Regions from separate parts of the Mus musculus genome. Here region 1 is linked to region 2. A link is a loop called in an ENCODE intact Hi-C map of the cell type or tissue named here. Cell type or tissue: left cerebral cortex. All regions are shown on one strand.

What was found. A loop is a pair of places that touch in the nucleus more often than their neighbours do. Peaks named below come from ENCODE experiments on the same cell type or tissue, not always from the same donor. Only the 100,000 strongest peaks of a DNase experiment are listed, where the experiment ranks them.
Region 1: it touches region 2 in a loop (2.2-fold over the local background); 3 of 42 quality-filtered maps call a loop at or near these places.

The regions. Positions count from the first base shown.
Region 1 is chr8:122,548,058-122,556,057 of GRCm38, forward strand. Piezo1 (piezo-type mechanosensitive ion channel component 1) reads right to left here and starts at 3,272. Exons shown (of 51, transcript NM_001357349.1): 1 at 2,918-3,272. The coding sequence starts at 2,981. In left cerebral cortex, a CTCF peak has its summit at 3,636 (motif pointing left); DNase peaks (open chromatin) are centred at 1,273, 2,534, 2,771, 3,344 and 2 more places; H3K4me3 peaks cover 1,451 bases; H3K27ac peaks cover 996 bases.
Region 2 is chr8:122,441,151-122,449,150 of GRCm38, forward strand. It overlaps Mvd (mevalonate (diphospho) decarboxylase), which reads right to left and starts at 2,272. Exons shown (of 10, transcript NM_138656.2): 1 at 2,144-2,272. The coding sequence starts at 2,216. 9330133O14Rik (RIKEN cDNA 9330133O14 gene) reads left to right here and starts at 2,506. Exons shown (of 1, transcript NR_045696.1): 1 at 2,506-5,326. Gm20735 (predicted gene, 20735) reads right to left here. Exons shown (of 3, transcript NR_015497.2): 2 at 5,844-5,939; 3 at 4,118-4,491. In left cerebral cortex, CTCF peaks have their summits at 2,556 and 4,285 (motif pointing right); DNase peaks (open chromatin) are centred at 2,412 and 3,426; H3K4me3 peaks cover 2,794 bases; H3K27ac peaks cover 2,044 bases.

The sequences.
Region 1 (8,000 bases), 110 kb after region 2:
TCAGTTCTCAGGTCCCTAGCTCCTCCCCTAAACACACCAGGACCCAGTGGGCTTCCTGTCCTGCTTACCCATTCCCTCCCAGACCCAGCATGAGGCAGGGTCCCGCCCCTCTGCCAGGCCCTGTCACTGAGGCTCAGCAGGGAGTCCCCCACATCGTGGCAGAGGGAAGTGGGACCTCACCCACTGGGTGGCTACCAAGACTGCAGTACTGGTGGCAGGAAAGGCTTGGTTCTCTCTGTTTTATTGCTCTTTCTGGCCCTGAGTTTCAATAGCTCTGACCACTGAGTAAGGGCTGTCTGAAGAGGGTGGGTGGGCAAGCCCGATAACCGTTCCCACCTCCCGGCCCAGAGTGGACAGCTAATGGTGACCGAGAAAACATTCTGAGAAGGGAGACACGTCCCCACTGTAAACAGTGATACTTCTCGGTGACAAGCCGTCGAGCCCAGGTGCCACTCTGTCACGGATGTGCCTCCCATGCTATGGCGAACGAAGGAAGAAAACAGAGACCACGTTGCATTACCACACACAGGTCTTCACCGGGAGGGAGGGAGCTTTCTCACTACCTGGCTCTTGCTTGGATTTTAAGTTCCTGGTTCCTCTGTGAGGCCAAGAATCAGGAGACCTGGTCCTTTCTCTCTCAAGCACAAAACATCCCTCCTGAATCCAGATCCCTAGGTCTCCAGGTCACCGGGTTAAGTCTGCCTGGGTTGGTCACTATTCCCATGGGACTAGGGCATCACCTTGCCTGACTTTCCAGATTAGGGGAGTGGCAAAGAGGCTAAGCACCCCAGGATGATTCAAACCTTCAGGAAGGCCTGAGACAGCACCCAGCATTTAAGATGACTAACCTGTGAAGACCTTGTTTCCAAAACATAGGACTCAAACTGTTCAGAGGGTGGAGGGTGAGGGAGCCCTCACAAGAGATGGAGTGAACGTTCCACCTCCAGCAAGAGGTCCCGCAGTGATGACTACACCCCATAGAAATGAACAGGATGCCAGCATCCCCTACGTCACCACACAGAGCTCTTAGCTGGCTCTGTATCCCTTGCCCACCTCCCCAGGCATAAAGAAGACTGTTGGTGGCCAAGCCCACACCCAGGCTCAGTGTCAGGGTAGGTGTGGCCTGTGCCTAGATATGTTCTCATGAATGAATTTTATTGGGGGGACAGTTTGAGCCTAAGGAAAGACAGGAGCATTAGTCATCAATATTCTTTTGAAAGCTCCCCAGGTGACTAACACACAGGCTGGGTGGGAACCCCCAAAGCTGGCAAAGCCTCCTTCACATCCTAACCAGACTCAGTCTGGAAGCTTCCTCTGACACCCACATACTACAGCTGAAAAGCCAGGGGACCTCAGAGCCCAGACTGATCCTTGGAGGGTAAGGATAAATTCTAGCTAGTAGCACTGCTGTCCACGAGCTAAGAAATGATTTTGCATTTTTTTTTAACTGCTGGAAAAAAATATCAGAGTATTTCATGATGTGAAAGCATTCACCATCTGGCCTGTCAGAGAAAAGTCTGCCGGTTTTGTTTAAGCACGGCCCTTGTCTGTGAAAGAGGACCTCTTCCATGAAGATGGAGAAGCCTTTCTCTGCACACAACAGGACCACCTCTTCCCTGCCCTGCCCTCCTTGTTCCCAAGTGTTGACAGTCAGTGAAGGAGCCTGAGAAGCAGCTCTTGTTGAATCTTTAAGAAGGGTACCCGTCTTCTACATTCTCATCCACCCATTCTGCTTATATTTACAGTCTGACCGTCTACAGGCCAGCGAGGAAAAGAAGCCACAAATGTGGGCCCTAGACCTTGGCTCTCCTAAGTCCGGGCTGAGCTGAGGACAGTATCCGCTGGCCCCTCCTTTCAGAGCTCAATGGTTTTCATTGATTCCTGCCTTGAAAAATCCCCCCCACCCCCCCACCCCGGTCTCACCACATTTTGGTCCTACAAATCAAAACTTGGCCTGTGTGGAAGTCATTGCCCGGGTTGCCTGACACCCCCCGGAGCCTGTTCCTGAAACAGGGTGCACAAGCAGTGTCCGTGGAGAGATGGAGGGAATCACGCACAACCCCCCCACCTCCAACAGATGGACTTCCACGAGGCAGACCAACTTTCACAGTGGGTACACTGACTCTCTGTGGGCTAATTTAATCAGACCCCGAGGAAGGTCACATGTGGAGGGGTGCTGACTGCTTCAGGAGGTGTAAGGGGGTGAGCAGCTGGGCAAGGTGCCCTGGGTGAGGCTGGGAGGGCGGCAATGGAGCCCAGCACCTATGACACCAAAAGAGAGAAGCTCTTTGCAAGAAAGGGACGTATGCCAAGGTAGGGGATCTCCAGTTCTGACATCAGGCAGAGCCTCCTGGGGCGCCCTGTGCCCCAGTCCCTCTGGAAGGTAACCAAGTAGGGCACAAGGAAGACAGGAGCTTAGCATTGGACAGACAACCTCGGAACTGAGACTAAGAACTGCGCCTAGGGCTGGAACATTAGTTCTGGTAGGAAATTTCTGACTTGAAAAGCTCCAGGCAGAACGCCACCTTCTCCCAGATTGGTCAGGAAGTCATGATGCAAGTTTGATTTTTTTCTTTCTTTCTTTCTTTTTTCTTAACTACGAAAGAGAATAGAAAGTCGCGCTCCCCTCACAGCTCAGACACTAACAGCCCCTTGCCCGGGCCTCTCCTCCCAGCCCGCGTGGAGACGCCCAGCGCTATCTGGGGCTCTCGCGGACCCGCGCCTCGCCGTTGCCTGCCGTGCTTTCCACTCGGTGCCCGGGCCGGGCCCGCCGAGGCCGCCAGCGCGCTCACGCCTCTGGAATGCGAGCGCCCTGGGCCGCGAGTCCCGCGGAATCTCCTCGCCTATGCTCGCCCGCCGGGGCGGCGCGGCGCAGGGGGACGCGGACGCAGCCTTCCCGCCCGCGCCCTCCACTCACCCGCCAGGAGCGTGCAGGGCAGCAACAGCCAGTAGAGCCCGGCGCCCAGCACGTGCGGCTCCATGCCCCGCGGCCGGGGGACCGCCCGGGGTCGCGCCGCCGTGGCTAAAGGGAGGTGCGAGGGCCGGAGGAACCGCGCGCCATGGCACTCTGGGCGGGTCTCCGCACGTGCGGCGCGCGGCTGCTGTGACCTCCCGCCGGCCTCGATCTCGGGTCGCCGGCCGGCCCGGCCGCGCCCTCTGGTTCCCGACGGCCGGATCCCGCGCACGCTGGGTTGTCAGCCCGCCCGGCTCGGAACTCACGGCGGCTCGTGGAGGCCGAGCTGGGCCGGACGGCGACGCGGCGGCTCTCTCCCTGCTCCCGCCTGCGGGCCTTTATAAGCTCGGCCCCCGCCCTCCCTGGAGTGCCCGCCTCCGCGCTTCCCCCGACGGCCAGGCGCGCCCAGGCACCCCCTCGCTGCCCAGCGCAGTCTGCTCGAGCGCCGGCCCTACTAGCCTGGCTGGTGCCGGTGACCCGGAGACCTCGACCCGCGCGCCCCCCAAACCCTCCTTCAGCCCAGCGCAGTTACTCGCACTGTGCCCGTGGGGCGCTTCTCCCTGGGGCTCCGGGGCCTGGGACCCGGGGTGGGGGCAATACAAGAAGACTCCCAAAGACCTGACCCACTTAGTACCCACGCGCAACTGCGCCCCTCGTGGTTGGAGCAACTTTCGCTTTGTTCCCCAAGCCGTGATGGCGCAGCGCCCTCTGGGGGCTGTCAGAGTCCCTAACTGTGGCACTGGCGGCCACGCTGGCTAGGCCTTGGTGGTTGGGGTGGAGAGACACCTTACTGCTGTGGCATCAGACAGCTGCATCCCACTGTGGTCTGCGTTGGGGCTTTGGGACTGCTTCCAGTCACACCTGCCCCCACTGTGTGGCTTGGCTTTAGTCAGTGTGCTACAGACAGTAGCAAAAGCTGACAGAGCACCTGCTGTCCCATTGGTGGCCAGACAAGGTCTGAGTCCGGCACGTGCCCGGTACCTCACCCAAGCCGCCTTGGTTTGGCTCAGTCTTCCGTATTAAGGTGGATAGGAAAGACGAAATGAAAAGGGGTCAAGAACGGCACAGTTGGACCAAGTTCAGGATGCACTGGGAAATGAGTAGCATTAGGGGCAGAGGCTTAACCGGGAGCGGTGATGATGTGACCCTTTTGAGCCTCAAGGCACCAGCAGGCTAAAGTCAATCACACTTCAGAACCTTCAATTTTCCAGAACCACCAGAAATGCAGGCTTTCCCTGGACATATAGTATTTAAACTGCCTAGCTTGGTCTCCAAGACTCACCTCTAGTCTGACTCTGAAGGGGTGCTGCTAAGACACGGGAAGGTTCAGAAATTCATTCAGACCTGCTCCTTGAGCAGCAGTTCTCAACCTGTGGGTCGTGACAGCTATGGGCCTTGAACGACCCTTTCATAGGGGTTGCATAATAGATATCCTACATAACAGCTATTTACATTATGATTCATAAGAGTAGCAAAATTATAGGCCGGGCGTGGCCTTTAATCCCAGCCCTCGGGAGGCAGAGGCAGGCAGATTTCTGAGTTCGAGGCCAGCCTGGTCTACAAAGTGAGTTCCAGGACAGCCAGGGCTACACAGAGAAACCCTGTCTCAAAAAAAAAAAAAAAAAAAAAAAAGAAGTAGCAAAATTATAGTTATAGCAACAAAATAATTTTATGGTCAAGGGTCACCACAACATGAAGTGTCTTAAGGAATATTAATTAATTAATTATTAATTAATAATAAATAAAAATAATTAATAATAAATAAATAAGCAATATTAGAAATTAATTAAGCAATATTAGGAAGGTTGAGAACCACTGTCCCAAAGGAACTGAAATGTTTATGTCTCACAACCATTGAAGTAGTTGTAGGGTAAAAACAGAAAGGAACAAACAGGGGAACTCTCAAAAAAACTAAACTGTATCCTACAGTGTTGTAGCAGTTTAAAGAGCATCTGAAGACTCCCTGAATTGTGGGAGCAGCTTCTAAGATACAATGTTACCATTGAAAAACTGGCGCCACCCTTGCCCGCCACAGCAAGTATGCAGTCTTGGCATGCAAGCAAGCCTCCTTCCTTTTGATATCCTGGTCAGTCACACACAAGCATTACCTAGGTCAAAAAAAACTCACAAAACAGACCAGGACAGTGGTGGCACACGCCTTTAATCCCAGCACTTGGGAGGCAGAGACAGGTGGATTTCTGAGTTCGAGGCCAGCCTGGTCTACAAAGTGAGTTCCAGGGCAGCCAAGACTATATAGAGAAACCCTGTCTCGAAAAAACAAAAAACAAAACAAAACAAAACAAAAACCAGACCAGATCCTTAGTATCAGAACATTCCTTCTTGTCCTTTGCCAAACAGGGAGAGGCAGATCAGGCCAGATCAGCAACAGCCTGCCTGGCCCTCAGCCCTGGTACCTCTGTATCACCTTTCTCCCTCTCTCTCTTCCTCTGTCTTTTGACCTGGCTTCATACTTGCTGTGTAGTTCAAGGATAACCTTGAACTGATCTTTGTGCAGCCGACAGGAGGTGTGTAGGATTGCAGGTGTACACCATTACACTGAGAACTGTCCCCAGGGTGAAGAGGATGGCACAGGGCCAGAGTAGACAGAGGGATGCAACTCTGCCAGTAGGGTCCCCACTTTTTCTGAGAGGTGACCAGTCACCCCTACTTGTCTCTACTGGAATTAACATTCCAGGATGCAGAAACACCCTGTTATGGTTTGTATATGCTCAGCCCAGGGAATGGCACTATTAAAAGGTATAGCCCTGTTGGAGTGGGCGTGTCACTGTGGGTGTAGGCTTTAAGATTCTCCTCCTAGCTGCCTGGAAGCCAGTCCTTTGCTAGCGGCCTTCAGATGAAGATGTAGAACTCTCAACTCTGCCTGCACCATGCCTGCCTGAATGCTAATAGACTGAACCTCTGAACCTGTCAGCCACCGCAATTAAATATTGTCCTTAGAAGACTTGCCTTGGTCATGATGTCTGTTCACAGCAGTAGAACCCCAACTAAGCCGGGCATGGTAGCGCATGCCTTTAATCCCAGCACTTGGGAGGCAGAGACAGGCAGATTTCTGAGTTCGAGGCCAGCCTGGTCTACAGAGTGAGTTCCGGGGCAGCCAGGGCTACACAGAGAAACCCTGTCTCAAAAAACCAAAAACCAACCAACCAAACAAACAAACAAACAAAAATGGCTAAATGGGGCTGGAGAGATGACTCAGCAGTTAAGAGCAATGGCTGCTTTTCCAGAGGTCCTGAGTTCAATTCCCAGCAACCACATGGTGGCTCACAACCATCTGTAATGGGATCTGATGTGCTTTTCTGGTGATTATGAAGACAATGACAGTGTATTCAAGTGTGTGTGTGTGTGTGTGTTTGTGTGTGTGTGTGTGTGTGTGTGTGTGGTTAAAATGGCCAAGAATGGTGGTCCATACCTTTAGCCCCAGCACTGGGGAGCAGAGGCAGGAAGATTTCTAAGCTCGAGATTAACCTGATCTACAGTGTGAGTTCCAGGACAGCCAGAGCTACACAGAGAAACCCTGTCTTGAAAAAATGATTAAAATGCCAAGTTGATGGTGTGTGATTTACTATATCAACAGGTTTTTGTTATTGTTGTTGTTTTTTATTTGCTTTTTTTGTGCCTAGTCTTATCGTACCTTGTTATGCTCTGTTTGGTTTATGGCCCTGGGAGGCCTGCTCTATTCTGAAGGGAAACTGAGGAGAAGTGTATCTGGGTGGGTGGGAGGGGCTGGAGAAAAGGAGGGAGGGGAAACTGAGGTTTTGATGTATTGTATGAGAGAAGAATATGAACACACACACACGTGCGCACACGTTTCAAATAGCGCATCCTAAGCTCCCTCCACCCACTCCCAGGGCCAGCCAGCCTTGCCAACTTCTCGAGCATCTTGCTTCCTTGGCTCCTGGCCAGCAAATGTGATATTTGGGGAGCTATTATTTCAGTTCCCTGAGTACATTTCTACCAAGCGCCAATTCCCATTCTTGGAAACAGAAAATTTCATCTAGAAAGTTGGCTTGTACCTGCCTTTGCCTGCAGATCACAGGACTATGCCAAAGAGCTGTTTTGGCCTAGGCAAAGATACAGGCTCTATCAAGATGCCACCCATGAGATAGGCCCCTCCTATCTCCTTCCACCCTCCATCTAGGTCACCAGCAGCTGGTAGCCCCAGAAGGCTTCTCCAGGTTGAGAGGACCTGGGACACTCATGTTGGGGAACATACCTGGAGTGACACTTGTCTCTCTCCCTTCCAGTGACCATAAGTTTAAAGGATTCACACCAGCCAGCCACTGACCATGTTTATAGGCACTCTCACCTTCCAGAGCCTGGCAGTATCCCAGAGGTCTCTGCCCACTCTTTCCCACTTGTCCCTGCTCATGCTAACACTGGGCCCGAGTCTCGAGGACCCCAAGTCCATGTTTATTATTTGGAGTTGTATCTAAAACCTTCCCTACTTCCTGAATGCCAGGTGGAATCAGAAGGTTGGTCATTGAGGATGGGCACAGTAGTACACTTTGTGAGCCCGGCATTCAGGTGGCAGAGGCAGGAGAGTCACAGCAAACTCAAGGCTGGGCTGCTGTTTGTTTGTCGAGACAGGGTTTCTCTGTGTGACAGCCCTGGTTGTCCTGGAACTTGCTTTGTAGACAAGACCGGCCTTGAACTCACAGAGATTCACTGGGCTCTGCCCCCCTAGTGCTGGGATTAAAGATGCACACAATCACTGCCCAGCTAAGACCTTGTCTTAAAACAAACAAAAAGCTGGACGTATTGGTTTATAATCTCTACACTTGGATATTGAGGTAGGAGGAGTCAAAGCCAGTCTGGACTACCTGAAACTAAGTCTTAAATAAACATATAAGGGTCTAAAGGCCAGAGAGATGGCTCAGCTCAGTGGGTAAAGATGCTTACAACCCAGTCTGACTAGCTGAATTGGACCCCTAACAACACACATGGGGAAAAGAGAATCAGCTCACAGAAGTTGCCCTCTGATTTCAACATACATAGATGTTTTTCAAAAAATAAAGAAAAATGAGGT
Region 2 (8,000 bases):
CTATTTTTTTTTGTTTGTTTGTTTGATTTTTGGAGACAGGGTTTCTCTGTGTAGCCCTGGCTGTCCTGGACTCACTCTGTAGACCAGGCTGGCCTCGAACTCAGAAATCCTCCTGCCTCTGCCTCCCAAGTGCTGAGATTAAAGGCATGTGCCACCACTGCCCGACTTGGCTTTGGGTACACTTATGTGGGTTTCTTCTTGCCCACTGGTCCCAGGTCAGCAACACTTGCATCAAGAAAACCCAGGCAGCTGAGTGCGACAAACTTTGTTTGTTTCAGCCCTGCCCTTGTTCCAAGGCTCTGTTAGCCTGGGAGTTCCACACTTTCCTCCCTGAAGGACAGCAGGCTGCCCTGGCTCAGCTGGCCACCTGGACTTCATCCACAGGGCAGATGGATGCTTCTCCCAGCCTGGCCTGCAGTTTCCAGAGGAGGCCTGATGGCTCCTGCAGGAACCCTACAGAGCCCCAGCAGGAACAAGTATCATACAAAGTAGGTGTATCTATCTGTCTGCCATAAAAGAGGTGGTGTCCCTCCTCCAATAGCTAAAGGTTATGCTTTGTTTTTTAAAAGATTTATTTATTTATTTCATGTATGTGAGTACACTGTTGTTGTCTTCAGACACACCAGAGGATCCCATTACAGATGGTTGTGAGCCACTATGTGGTTACTGGGAATTGAACTCAGGACCTCTGGAAGAGCAGTCAGTGCTCTTAATCACTAAGCCATCTCTCCAGGCCCAGCTAAAGGTTTTAATAGGACTTGAGTCTCAGTGCACAGCAGAAAACCATTAGATCTCACCCCAAATCATGTCACACCAAAAAGGAGGATCTCACACTGAGACAAAAACCAAAAGACACTAACGTTGAAGTGTCTAGAGATGCTGCAACTGCTGGCAAAGGCTTTAAAGCAGCCACCATGGAAGTGCTCCAAGCAGCAACCACGCAAAGAAGAAATGGCCCGCAAAGAGATGAAGTAAGAAATGGGGAGCTGGAGAGATGGCTCAGTGGATAAGAGCGCCGATTGCTCTTCCAAAGGTCCTGAGTTCAAATCCCAGCAACCACATGGTGGCTCACAACCATCTGTAATGAGATCTGACCCCCTCTTGTGGTGCACCTGAAATAGCTACAGTGTAATTATTTATAATAATTATTTATAATAATAAATAAATCTTTGGGCCAGAGAGAGCTGGGGTTGACTGGAGCAAGCAAAGGTACTAAATTCAATCCCCAACAACCACATGAAGGTTCACAACTATAATGTACTCATATACATTAAATAAATTAATTAAATCTTAAGGGTTGGCGTAGCACTGGTGGGAATACCAGCTGGGTACTGCCACCCCAGGGAACCCACAGATCATTAACAGAATGAAGAACTGACTCTTGTTCTCCCAGAGCTGCCAGGGCATTCTTCCTAGGAAGGATGAAAGTTCACACCAAAACCTGCCCATAAATGTGGCAGCAGTTTTCCTGGTAACAACAGAGCCCCTGTTCTAGGGCCTAAGCAACAGTGGGCAATGAAATCCTGCTGCGTCCACCTGGATAATCCTCGGGAAGAGCGTGCGTACTGAAACGAGCCAAACTCAAGAATCTACAGGCTGCGTGGATCCACTTCTAAATGACCACGGTGGAAGGAAGAGCAGAGGGAGACTGGGGTGAGAAGCCCTGGTCCCGGCAATACCTCCCCAGTTTACAAGTGTCACCAGGGAGGGAGGAAGATCTGCCCCTCACCAGCGCCCCTCGGATCCCTGCATGGCAACGCCCCCTTCATCCCTGAGCTACCCTCCCAGCCTTCTCCAGCCCAGCTACTCCAGATCCGGGACATTGGTCTTTCCCTCCAGCCCTAGGACCCTGAATCCCGGCAGCAGTGACCCTCATCTCCAGCCCTGTGCACATCGATCCCGGCACCTGTGCCCCGGTCTCCAACTCCCAGGCTCCCCGATCCTGGTTGTAGTAACCCCCATTTCCACCACTGTGCCCATGGATCTGACGGTGGCGAACTTCCCCCTCATTCCAGCCTGGAGGATCCCCTTTCCAGCCCAGCTACTCTGGAACCCGACCCTCGAGCCCAGGGGTCCCAGTGACTACAGCCTCCAGCTCTATGCCCCGATCCCGGCCGAGGTGACTGTTGTCTCCAGCACTCACAGTACTTGATAACTGCGATGTTGACCGGCGCCGTGCAGGTGACCATTAGGTCCTGAGGCTTTTCTGAGGCCATAACTGAGATGCTGGAGTCCCGAGCTAGAGAGCCCAGCACCGATTACCCGGTGTCTACAGACTCACGCGCTGCCATATGATTGGCCCGCTGGCCGGGCTTTTCCCGTGCTGTCCAATAGGCGACAGGCCGAGCCCATGATCCACTTTTTAGCCTATGGACAGGATCGAATGATGTGCGGCTGACACTGAGCCCGCCCCCGGTGCCTGCAAGCTCGTGGCTGCGAGCGAGAGGCGGGGTCCGCTCAGGGAGTGGAATCTACGCATGCGCAGGAGGTGGTATCTGCGCAGGCGTAGGAGGCCTCCTTCTTACAAAGGTTCCTCCTTCTGGCACAAGCACCACTGGATAGCCTGAGTGACCGTCGGGACAGCGGGGCCATCTGCTGCTGAAACAGCGGAGCTGAAAAAGGATACGCATCTAGCCTCTACGCTGCATGAAAAGCTCACTAGACGGTGAATCCGGAGGGATCCGCAGCCCAAGGTCGCGCCCGAGCCCCACATCCTGGAATCTTCTACATTCACAATCTGACTTCTCTTGTCACAACCTCCAGTCTCCTGGTCCCACAGTCTGGGGTCTCACAGCTTGCCTGAGGTGTCCAGCCGCCGCGCCGGCGGATGTACTGCATCCGAGATGGGCATTTTCTCTCCCAAGCTCCACACAAGCAAGAATTTTGTCGTTTTTTTTTTTTTTTTTTCCGTAGCTGAAATGGATCGGCACATTTCTGTGTCATTCTTACGGTACAGTTTAGTGACCTTTAGTATATTTACTTGATACAACCGTCACCTCTGTTTCCAGAACTAACCATCCATTCTCCAACAGAAACAGATACAACTTCCTGGTTCCACCTCCTGTAAAATCGTGGCTGTTGAATGGCTTAGAGTTCCGAAGATGTGCGAGCACACGATACCCACCCAGGCCACCAGTTCTGTTCCTAGGAGTGTGGATGGTACCTAATCCTTTCACAGCCTTCTGGCTGACATTTTCTACACAGTGAATGGGAGTTGCTTTTTTTTTCCATGCTGCTTTTTCTACGTCTGAGTTTCTTGGACACTTTCCAGCTGCACACCAAAACAGCTTCCTTGTTTGTCTAGACCGTCGGTAATTGACTCAAGCCGTCCCCCTTGGAAGCCATGCACCGGACTTTCCTTGCATTGTGTATAAGAGTGCTTGCGTAGATTCCTAGAAGTGGATGAACCAGCCAAGCAGCTATGTGCCTGGGGCGATGTTGATAGCTGTTGGCCGGCTGCCATCTTGGAAGCTGGATCGATTGCTCAGCTCTCTCTGCTAGAGCGAGAGTGTGTGAATAGGCCTTCTGCGCCACAGTAGACAGCCTGTCAGTCAGGCTGACAGCTGACCAATGGGAGTTCACTATTGTTTCCTTGTGGCTTGTGAGATGGCTCGTATTTTCAATTTCTCTTGCAATAACTTTTCTGCTTCATACACACACACACACACACACACACACACACACACACACACACCAGCAGAAAGGTGGTGTGTTTAATCCCAACACTCAGGAGGCAGAGGTCAGGTGGATTTCTGTAAATTCCAGGGCAGCCTGATCTACAGAGTAAGTTCCAGGGCTACACAGAAACCATGTCTTGAAAAAACCTAAATAAATAAACCCAAAGAAGAAGAAGGGGGGAGGATGTCTCTGTGAGTTCAAGGCCAGCCAGAAGTTCACTGTGAGATCCTGTCTCTAAAAAATAAAAACAATAAGTTAAAGAAAGAAGAGAACAATTAATTTACTCCGGAATGAATAGTTTCACCCATGGGTATTTTTGTACATTATCAGGTACAGAGACCAAGGTCACCTCATGAGCTGAAGGACACCAGTACCTGAAACCCCATATACTTTGAAGCTAAGAGTCAGTAGTAGGTCATCTCTCTACTCATCAAATGTTGTAAATGTCTGTCATGTTTGTGAAGTTCACTGTTAGGTCAGGGATACACACATGCATGAGACATGAAGGGAGGAGAGTCCACCAGGGCTGAGTGACCATCTGCTTGCACCTCAGAGCTTGGTCTGAACAGGCCAGCAGAGGGGACCAACGTGCAGCTGTGGTTCCCAGCCCAGGCACTGGGGACAGAAAACCTCTAAAAGCAACCTCAAAAGGGAGGATGCTGTTTGTGGATTTCTGTGCCCCTGTCGCTTGTCCCTTTGAACTCAGTTCCCTAGAGAAGTCTTCAGAGGTCAGAGTTGTTCCAGAGCACCTGGCCGGCCTGGGTAACCATAGAGACTGGTAGAGAGGTAGATTTCATCCAAGGGTTCTGGTTCCTTGTCAAAAACAAAAACAAAAAAAACAAGAAACAGCTCAGTGCAGGGCTGGCTGGCATGCGCAGCCAATCATGTGGGTGACTGTAGGCTGGCAGCTGTGTTTAGGGGGGCTAAGGTAGCAAAGGTCCGAGGGGAGGTTTGGGGCCTGGGCAGAACTAGGGGAGGAAGGAAAGTTGCATTGAGCAGAGGGGAAGGAGAAATGGTCGGGCCCACCCCAGGCTGGAATTTCCTTGCCCTGCCACAAGAAGCAAATCCCTTCCTTCCTCAGGCCGGGAGGGTCGTCACCAAGCCCTCCTCTGACCTGTGCGGGTTCCTGGGCACCAGCCCTCAGGAGTCATTGTTCCTTCCTTCCCGCTCCCCCTGGCTTGTTCTTTGCCTGGATTTTGGCCCCTGTCACTTGGCCCTGACAAATCAGGCCACTGCACTGGGCGACCTCTAAAGGCCCTCCTTTGTTTGGCCTCTGTGACCACAGCCCAACATGGCCTTTAAACAGGTATGCGCCAAACTTCCACATCTTCAGGAGTTAGGCAGCCTTACCTGAGCAGCCAGCCACTCCTTCCAAACAGCTGTATGCAATTCTGCCAAAAGTGCATGTAGCGTCACATCTTGGAGAGGAGCTGGAGTATTTGTGTGGGGAAGACTAGGGTGGGAGGTGTCCAGCTACATAGCCACAGCAGGGGACAGGGACTGGAGGTGGGGTGGGGTGGGGCATCATCTGTGCTGGGTGCAGACCCACCAGTGCGGCTGCTTTGACTTCACCCATGTTCCTGCCTATAACCCATTACCCATTGCTCTATCAGTAAGCCAAATAAACTTGTTAATTCCTCCGTGTGAACTTTGATGGAACTGTTCCTTAGTTTATCCAAGAAACCCTTAGTGAGAGGGGGTAGACATTGTTTATGTCTCCCCTAGGGAAGGCATTTTTGTCACCCAGCATAGTCAGTCGTCTGGCAGGATACAATAAAAGCAAGGTTGAGTGCGGGAAGAAGAGCACTGGTGTTGGCCCTGAGGTGGGCAATGAGACTGGCAGCTCAAGCTGTGCTACTTAAGGGGAAAGGACATATTGGCATGGTTTCCTATACCCATGAGGCCGTGGTATGTCCCCTTTGAGTATAGCTCATAGGGCAGCAAGACATGGGGATGTCTGTGGGGAAGATCTGGTGACAGTGGTCCTTACTTAGGTGTTAACAAGGGGCATGAGAGCCCAATGGCTGAGGTTTGCCCAGGGACCATGGAGATGCTTTGAGGACAGCTAAGGATCTAGAACAGCCCCTGGGAGTGATGGGGTGGGGTGGGGTGTAGCAAGCTGCTGCAGAGGCAGCCTAGACACTGCGAAGGTTAACAAGACCTACCTGAGGCTATGGTGGCAGCCAGGAGGGAAAGACATCACAGGATAAAGGGAGGAAGGCAGAGGTGGCTGACGTCTGTCCTCTGTGCTGGCCTCCAATCTGGAGAGGAAATGGGATAAAGAGAGAAGAGATGGTGGTATTAGCTCCCATCTTCTCAGAGCTTAGCTAAAGGGTAAAGAAAACTTAAATCAGGTCTGCATTGAAGAGCCCCTTCTGGAAGCCCGGAATCCACAGAAGGCTTCTGGTAGTCGAGATGAAGAGAGTAAAAGAGGCAGAAAACAGCGGTCAGAAAGGGGAGACTCTGGTCCAGTTCGCAGACATGGGGGACTTAGCAAGGGCCTGCTGGGGGAGACCATAGCAATCAGAGTACTCAGCACTGGAATTCAGCACTAGGGAAAAAGCGGACACTGAACCGTCTCTCACAGACTGATACAAGCGGCTGTGGGCTACAGGGACAGGTGGGATCCACGCGAGCGCGTGAAGAAGCAGAGACACTGAGCACGGTTACGCTAGGTTATGCATCCTCTAGGCTCACACGCTATAGGCAATAAGACTAAGACACTCGGATCCTCCAAAGCCTTTACTACTTCTTCACAAGGATCCCTCCCCACATCCATCTCCGGAGCACAAGTTACATTCCTGAGGCGGCACATGAGGCATCCACCCCATGGGCTGGCTCATGAGAGCCATCAGAGAGGAGGACACCTCCACAAGCATTGGGCTGAAGGCAAGTCCTTAGGGCATTGTCTTAATTAGCAATTAGTAGGGGGGGGTGATCCCACTGGGGAGGGCAATTCCATTGTGGGGGTATCACCCCTGGGCTGGTGGTCCTGGGTTCTATAAGAAAGCAGGCTGAGCAAGCCATGGGGAGCAAGTCAGCACCCCCTTCATGGCCTCTGCATCAGCTCCTGCCTCCAGGCACCTCCCTGGTTTGAGTTCCACCATTGGCTTCTGAAGCCAAATAAATCCTTTCCTCCCCAAGTTGCTTTTATTCATAGTGTTTCACCACAGCGATAGAAACACCAAGACACGTGATCATCAGCATGGAGGTCCTCTGGACACTGAGGGCTGGAGAGCCACAGAGACTAGAGCTCAGGGGATCTCAGAATGAGGGAAGCGATGTTTAGTGCCCAGGGCACTTGGGCTGAGAAGTCAGTGTTCACTAGATACTCAAGGAGAAGCTGGATCCATCAGGGACCTCGGATCTGGCTTGGAGCTCTGTGACTTTGCTGGGCCCTTGGTGGGAGGGGGGACGGGACAGGATCCTTATGAAGAAAGAAAGGCTTTGGAGGACCTGAGTGGGACTATCACCTACAGCGTGTGAGCATAGAGGATGTGTAACCTAGCGGAGATACAAGAACCAAAGCAGTGGAAAAAACTGGGTTTTTTTTTGTTTGTTTGTTTTGTTTTTTGCCTTTTGCTTTTTTGTTTGTTTGTGTTTTTGAGACAAGGTTTCTCTGTGTAGCCCTGGCTGTCCTGGAACTGACGGTGTAGACCAAGCAGGCCTCGAACTCAGAAATCCACCTGCCTCTGCCTCCTAAGTGCTAGGATTAAAGGTGTGCGCCACCACTGCCTGGCTCTGGTCTGGGTTTTTAAAGCAAAAGTAGCAAGATGTGCCTGAGTTCTAAGGGGGTGGGGGGAATTCTATACTAAGGAGCTGCTGGAAGGCTTTGAAGTCTGGGGAGGGTTTACAGAAGGCATTGTGGTCAAATCATCCAGGCGAAAGTGATCAAGTCTGTGCCAGGGGTAGGTAATTTTCTATCTCCTGACTAAGCAGGGAATGTTCCCCTCCTACAACACGTTACAATAGGGGTCGAGCCCATTTGTCCAGCCAAGACCACCTCCAGTAGCCAGGTGTGATGGATAGAGAAATGGCTGCCCTTACAGTCACCGTGCCAGCCCAAACAGAGCCTCTCGGACCCAGGGAGCCATGAGGGGCAGCAGGGGAGAGCAGGGCCTGGGTAGAGGTGAGCAACTTGAGCCAGCCCCACTGAGTTCACCAGGATGGGGAGGCTCCAGAGAAGACTTACAGCATGTGGAGGTGGAAGGCTCAGAGAGTGACTGAGGACTGTGGAGGGAGCATATTAGCACGTCCTATCTACACCCAACCCTGATCTGTGGAGGAAGAGATTGGTTCTAGTGGATGGAGGGCTCTTTCCA